2 separate regions of the Homo sapiens genome follow, and region 1 is linked to region 2. A link is a loop called in an ENCODE intact Hi-C map of the cell type or tissue named here. Cell type or tissue: OCI-LY7. All regions are shown on one strand. Links, peaks and the distances in the headings refer to the core of each region. The heading gives the core; the rest is flanking DNA.

Evidence for each region. Hi-C counts contacts between places; a loop is a spot of excess contacts. Peaks named below come from ENCODE experiments on the same cell type or tissue, not always from the same donor. Only the 100,000 strongest peaks of a DNase experiment are listed, where the experiment ranks them.
Region 1: it touches region 2 in a loop (3-fold over the local background); 10 of 110 quality-filtered maps call a loop at or near these places.

The regions. Positions count from the first base shown.
Region 1 is chr4:71,024,434-71,027,361 of GRCh38, reverse strand. DCK (deoxycytidine kinase) reads right to left here. Exons shown (of 7, transcript NM_000788.3): 5 at 1,431-1,546; 6 at 607-697. Among named protein-coding and RNA genes, the nearest start is that of DCK, 32 kb to the right of the region's middle. In OCI-LY7, for the core only: CTCF peaks have their summits at 1,541 and 1,743 (motif pointing right); no DNase peak of the experiment used is centred there.
Region 2 is chr4:70,600,091-70,603,018 of GRCh38, reverse strand. AMBN (ameloblastin) reads right to left here. Exons shown (of 13, transcript NM_016519.6): 6 at 1,365-1,601; 7 at 357-395; 8 at 183-221; 9 at 9-47. Among named protein-coding and RNA genes, the nearest start is that of AMBN, 9.3 kb to the right of the region's middle. In OCI-LY7, for the core only: CTCF peaks have their summits at 1,196 and 1,403 (motif pointing left); a DNase peak (open chromatin) is centred at 1,398.

The sequences.
Region 1 (2,928 bases), core at 218-2,717, 420 kb before region 2:
ACTGTGATTAAGACAATGACTCAATGATTAAGTAATGTCAATTAATCCTTGACATGATCCCAAATGAAACTCAAAACTAAAATCCCTTAATCTCAAGACTTTGGCCAACATAAAAATAGATGAGATCCATATCCTGTAACTTTAAATATCCTCCATATTGAATTTAGTTGAAAAAGATAAATTTAATTTCACAAGCAGTTTATTATTAAAGTATCTAAAGATTGGTGGTGTAGGGAAGAGAGGAAGAAATGGGGACAAAGCAGAGAAAAAGGGGGTGAGAAAGAATTTTTGTTATTATAATTTTACCTATCCTACAGATAGAGGCACTAAAGGATAAAAAAAAATCCTTATTTTATTTTTATTTATTTAATTTTTTTCTAAGATCTGTCAGATTCTGAGATTCCGAAGGATCTTTATTTTAGCTCAGGCCACAAAGCTAGAATTTAGTCAGGACTGGAATCTTAAACAGTCCAAAATCTTCTAAAGCTCTTAACTGTTTCTTAATGTAACTTTATGGAAGCTTTTCTGTTAGAAAATTGTTTTCTCACCACTCAGTACACTTTTTTAGAAAAAACAAATATTTGTTTGTAGTCTGTCTAAATCTACCTTTTCAACCAGACTTTCATATTTGTCTTTAAAGTCTTCATTAACATCCAGTGTTAAGATAGGCACCTCTTGAAGATAATCGAAGTTGGTTCTGTTTAAAAAGAGAGATTAATAAAATAATCAGAAATTCAACAAAAAAAAGAGAGAAACATTAAAAATTCATTCGTATGTCCTTGGAAAATCAAAATGTTGTCAATCATTTACACTAAAGTTACTTTGCAGTACTTCATCTGGCAGCCCCTTCTTTCTCATCTAGATTTACCATATGGAGCCCAAAAACTTAGGTACAAAATATATACAGCTGGGTACTGTAACATATGATTCTCTTCAAAAACAAATAGCAGTCAATAAAGTAGGAATTTCTGCATTTTTAAAGATGAGAAAACTAAAGCTCAGAATTGTCATTCTGAAGCTCAGAGGCTATCCAAGGTCACACACCAGTAAGACTGGACTTGAGCCAAGATCTGACTAATAACAAAGTCTATCCTCTCAACAACCACGCTATACAATCTCCCAAGTCAAAATTCTTTCTGAAAGAGTACCTAAATAATGTTCAGATATATTCCTACTTTATCACTTAAAGTGAAATTTCACATATTACGCTATCAATACCACCAAGGGATACTAGTTATAAAAACTTTAAGTAAATAGGATCTCATTGCAATCAAGAGAATGAAAATCTATACCTAGTTCTGGAAGATACCAATAAGCAAAACGACTGGAAATTTTACATATTGCTAGTCATATCTTCCAAATTTTAGATTAAAATTTAACAAAGGTAACAAAGGTATTTAAAATGAATAGTAAATAAAAATAAGTCTTACTTCAGTGTCCTATGCAGGAGCCAGCTTTCATGTTTATAATGAAGCTTCTCTAAATATTCAAGAGGAATGCCTTGCTCTTCATTTCTTCCCCGTAAATATATTCTATGTAAGCATGTCTAAAAGCAAGTAATAAGAGATGGAAGAAAAAGGCAGGGAACAATTATTCTTGTCTGCTGCCATCAAAATTTTCTTTTCTGTGTCTCTCTACTCACGCTAGCCAAAATCTCTACTTATTACTTCTTAAAAGCTGAAATAATTCATTTTTCCCTCCATGAGCTTTTCAGCCACTTGGTGGCTCTAAGCCAAGCAGTACTTTCAAAAATAAGCCTATAAATTTTTGGTATCCATCCACACATGAAATATACTAAGTTTGATAAAAAGGAGAAAAAAATTAAACATCTACTTAAAATGTTCAGAGACAACAGCTAAAAGGTATGCCAATCTATAAACATAATCTTACTTTGCTGTTAACCAACCTTGATTACAAAATATCTATGTTCAGTTCACATAAAACCACTAAAGACAGTGGTTCTTAATGTGATGAAAACTCTATATCAGCACAACCAAAACAACTTTGGAATGTTTTATGCCTGTCCTATATCTGCATTATCAAATAAGGTAGCCACCAGCCACCTGTGGTTTTTAAGCACTTGAAATATGGCTAGTGTGGTGACCAAGGAACTAAATATCTAAATTTTATTTAATTTTAATAACCCTAAATTTAAATAGCCACATTGGACAGTGCAGCTCTAGATAACGGTCCCCCAAAAGCACACATACATAAAAAATTTCGTATAATTTGTGGGGGCTCATATACCATGAGAAACTCTTCATGCATTCCAAGAAATAAAAGCCTCCAACCTAAATGACATGCATAAGACCATGGCAGCATACAAACTGTGTTTCAAACTCTACTCTAAATTCTCTTTTCAATAATTAAACAATCCTTTCATCCAAAGATATCAGAAACAATACTGATGAAATTATCAGTATCAAAATGAAATTATTAGTATTATTTATGTTTTTGGTGTTTGTACTATTTTCATAACTTTAAGAAACCTTTTCAAAAATAAAAGTGAATTTCAAAATTATTATATTTGCTAAATTCTAGCTTAATAGTGACTATAAATGTTTCAAGCAAAATGAAATTATTCATATTCCTTATGTTCTTTTTCACATTTTTATTTACTATTTTTGTAATTAAAAACAAAAAAATTCAAAAATAAAAGTGAATTTCAAAATTCACTTTTGAAATTGCTAAAAAATTGCTAAATCCTTGCTTAATGAAGAACAAAATCTTTACTTAATGAAGAACAAAATCATCCGTTGGAATAGGAAACCTAATTTCTTTGAAAACCCAGCTTCGACAGCAACACAGTATTCTAATTTTAGGCCAGAAGTCATAACATTTACATTCATCAGTGCCTACCCTGTGACTTAAGGAAAAAATGAGAATTAAAAAACAGAAACAATAGAAATGCACGCACCAAAACCAGAA
Region 2 (2,928 bases), core at 253-2,752:
GTACTTACTGTTGAACCTTGTGGATCAGCAAAATCCAATCCTGGGAGCTATATTACAGATAAATATTAAAATTATCAGTCAAAAAAGGAACAAAATAGATAAATGCAAATAAAAGATAGACAAAGTGAACAAATAAAAATAAAAATAAAAAATAGAAGTGTCTCACTGAGATCTGTACTTACTGATGGACCTTGTGGATCAGGAAAATCCATTCCTGGGAGCTATATTGTAGATAAATATTAAAATTATCAGTAAAAAATGAACAAAGTAGTTAAATACAAATAAAAATAAAAAAGTGAACAAATAAAAATTAAAAAATAAAATACAGAAAGTGTCTCATTGAGATCTGTACTTACTGATGGACCTTGTGGATCAGCAAAATCTACTCCTGGGAGCTATATCACAGATAAATATTAAAATTATCAGTCAAAAAATAAACAAAATAGACAAAGTGACATTAAAAATAAAAAAATAGACAAAGTGAACTGATCACATCCTTATCTTGTTTACAATTACAATAAAACAATTAAAATGAGTTTCATTATTTTACTTTCTTTTAGTGTTTTGGGAGGTATGACCCAAGAGTTTGCAATGGTCTTTTACTAACATTACTCAAATGTACCTGCAGGGAGATGAGGCACATCTATCATGGCTTTGCTATCTCTTGCAGATTAGAAAGTAATGAATTTTGGAACTGGAACATACCTGGTTGGTTTGAACCCTGGCTCTGCCACTTAATTTTTGTGTACTCCTGGGCAAATTTTGTAACTTCTCAAAATCTGTCTTCCTTTCTTTAAAAAGGCTGATAATATATATTTTTATAGGATTGTAGGCAGGGTGATATGGGGGAATGATAAATGCCCACAACATACTGGTTACTTGGTACCTTCATTTTTTTTTTAATCCATTACACTTTTCTCTACATTATTACAAGATACTTTTTGCATAGTGGTCACCTCTTTGTCAGAGAGATAATAATGCAAAATCCTACTTGTTATGCTGAGGGATCAATCACTTTTTTCAGTTTTTCCAATACCAAAAAAGACCAGTGATAGGAAACCTGGACTTCTCTGGGGTTTTATTCTATTTCCTATGGGAGTTTTCATCTTTCGCAACTAAGAAACCCAGTTTTATAGGCACAGTATCTTTTAGAATCCATGCCCTGTCTCTGATGGCAAAAGATAGGAATGGATATTTACGTTTTACTCAAAAAATAAATCTCAGATGTGGAAGACTGATTAAGAATATATTTATATCACGTATTATGCCTGAAGGCTACGATTATTTAAAAGTGCCCTGCAAATTCGTTTTCTTCTATTAGGTTAGCTGGTGATTCTGATCTGACTTCAAGAGAAAGGAAGTACCTCAGGCTTTGGTGGCTTATCTGATGGTGCCACCTGCTGCTGAACCAGAGGCAGTTCTCCTTCCTGCAAGGGCAGATGTCCCAGGTGAATTGGAGGCTGAAGTGCTTCTTTCAGTGCTGTGGCCTGGTTGGTGGTTGCAGCAGCAGACTGGAGAAAAGGTTTCAGTCCTGGCTGTTGAGGCTTCAAGGATGGCTGTGATGGGAGAGGTGGGGGATGCACAGGCAAAGAATATTCATACTGCAGAGAAATTTGAAAAGAGTGTTAGGAAGGGATGGCTCATTAAACAACGGTGCCTAGAATTTCTAAACAAAGGGGCTTGGGGCGCTTTCTATCTGGAAGGGAGGCTAGGAGACTTGTCTTGAAGTTGAGTTTACATAGCAAGCACCAGTTAGTGTTAATGTTGTTTGGGGAGGTCTTGTGTGTGCCTCCCCTACCTCCTTTGGGACCACCATTGCTCGTAAAGGTGAAGCTACATGAACCTCCTGGTAGGATGAGTCATGTCCTTCTCTAAGTTCCCATAGCTGTCTGTATGTATCTGTATCTTTATTTTACCACTTTCTCACTGGATGATAATTATTTGTTATAAATCTTTGTCCCCCAGTCAACGGAGAGAGAATGATATGTTTTGTTTTTCTTTATAGCCCGTGTACATAACATAGCTCCTAACAAGTGCCTGGCCCATGGTGGGTGCCTAATATATTTTTCGAGTTAATGAAAGGATAAAGGGTAATTAATTAAAATGCCAATCAAATTCTTGCATCATGGAGTCCACTTTGGAAACAATTAAGTTAAGAAACAGTCACCATTAACATAATTTATTGTTCTACTGAATGTGACCTCGTGGTAATGCTCCTGCTGTGGAAGACCGCCTGGAACTAAAATTCCCTGTTAAATCTTGGTTCTGAGTCCATATATTAAACGAAAAAATTCCCCGTTAAAATCACCATGTTTTGTTACTTCTTGTAGAAATTACTTTTGGTGAATGGCTCCCTATTGTTTGTAGATTGATTGTAAACTCCTCAGACCAGCAAGGAAGTCTCGCAACAATTTGGGGCTCTGCTTTGCCTCTCCAGCCATCACCCCTCTCTGAGCTCACGCAGTATTCATTACTCACATGTCACAATTCAGCACTTTGAAATATGTTGTCTTGTCCTATCTGAATCAGATAAGATGAAATTTCACAATCCTTGGAGCCATTCTTAAATGTCTTCGCTTTTACTACCAAACCACAATTTGGTTTATGTATTTATTAGGCACCTAATCAATAATGGTTAACAGATTGATATATTTATTGACTTCTGTAGGGTTCATGATGTTTTTTTTTTTTAAATTTCTTAATTTTTTTTGAGACAGAGTCTCACTCTATTGCCCAGGCTGGAGTGCAGTGGCACAATCTCGGCTCACTGCAGCCTCTGCCTCCCAGGTTCAAGCTATTGTCCTGCCTCAGCCTCCTGAGAGTAGCTGAGATTACAGGTGCCTGCCACCATGCCTGGCTAATTTTTGTATTTTTAGTAGAGACGGGGTTTCACCATGTTGGCCAGGCTGGTCTTGAACTCCTGACCTC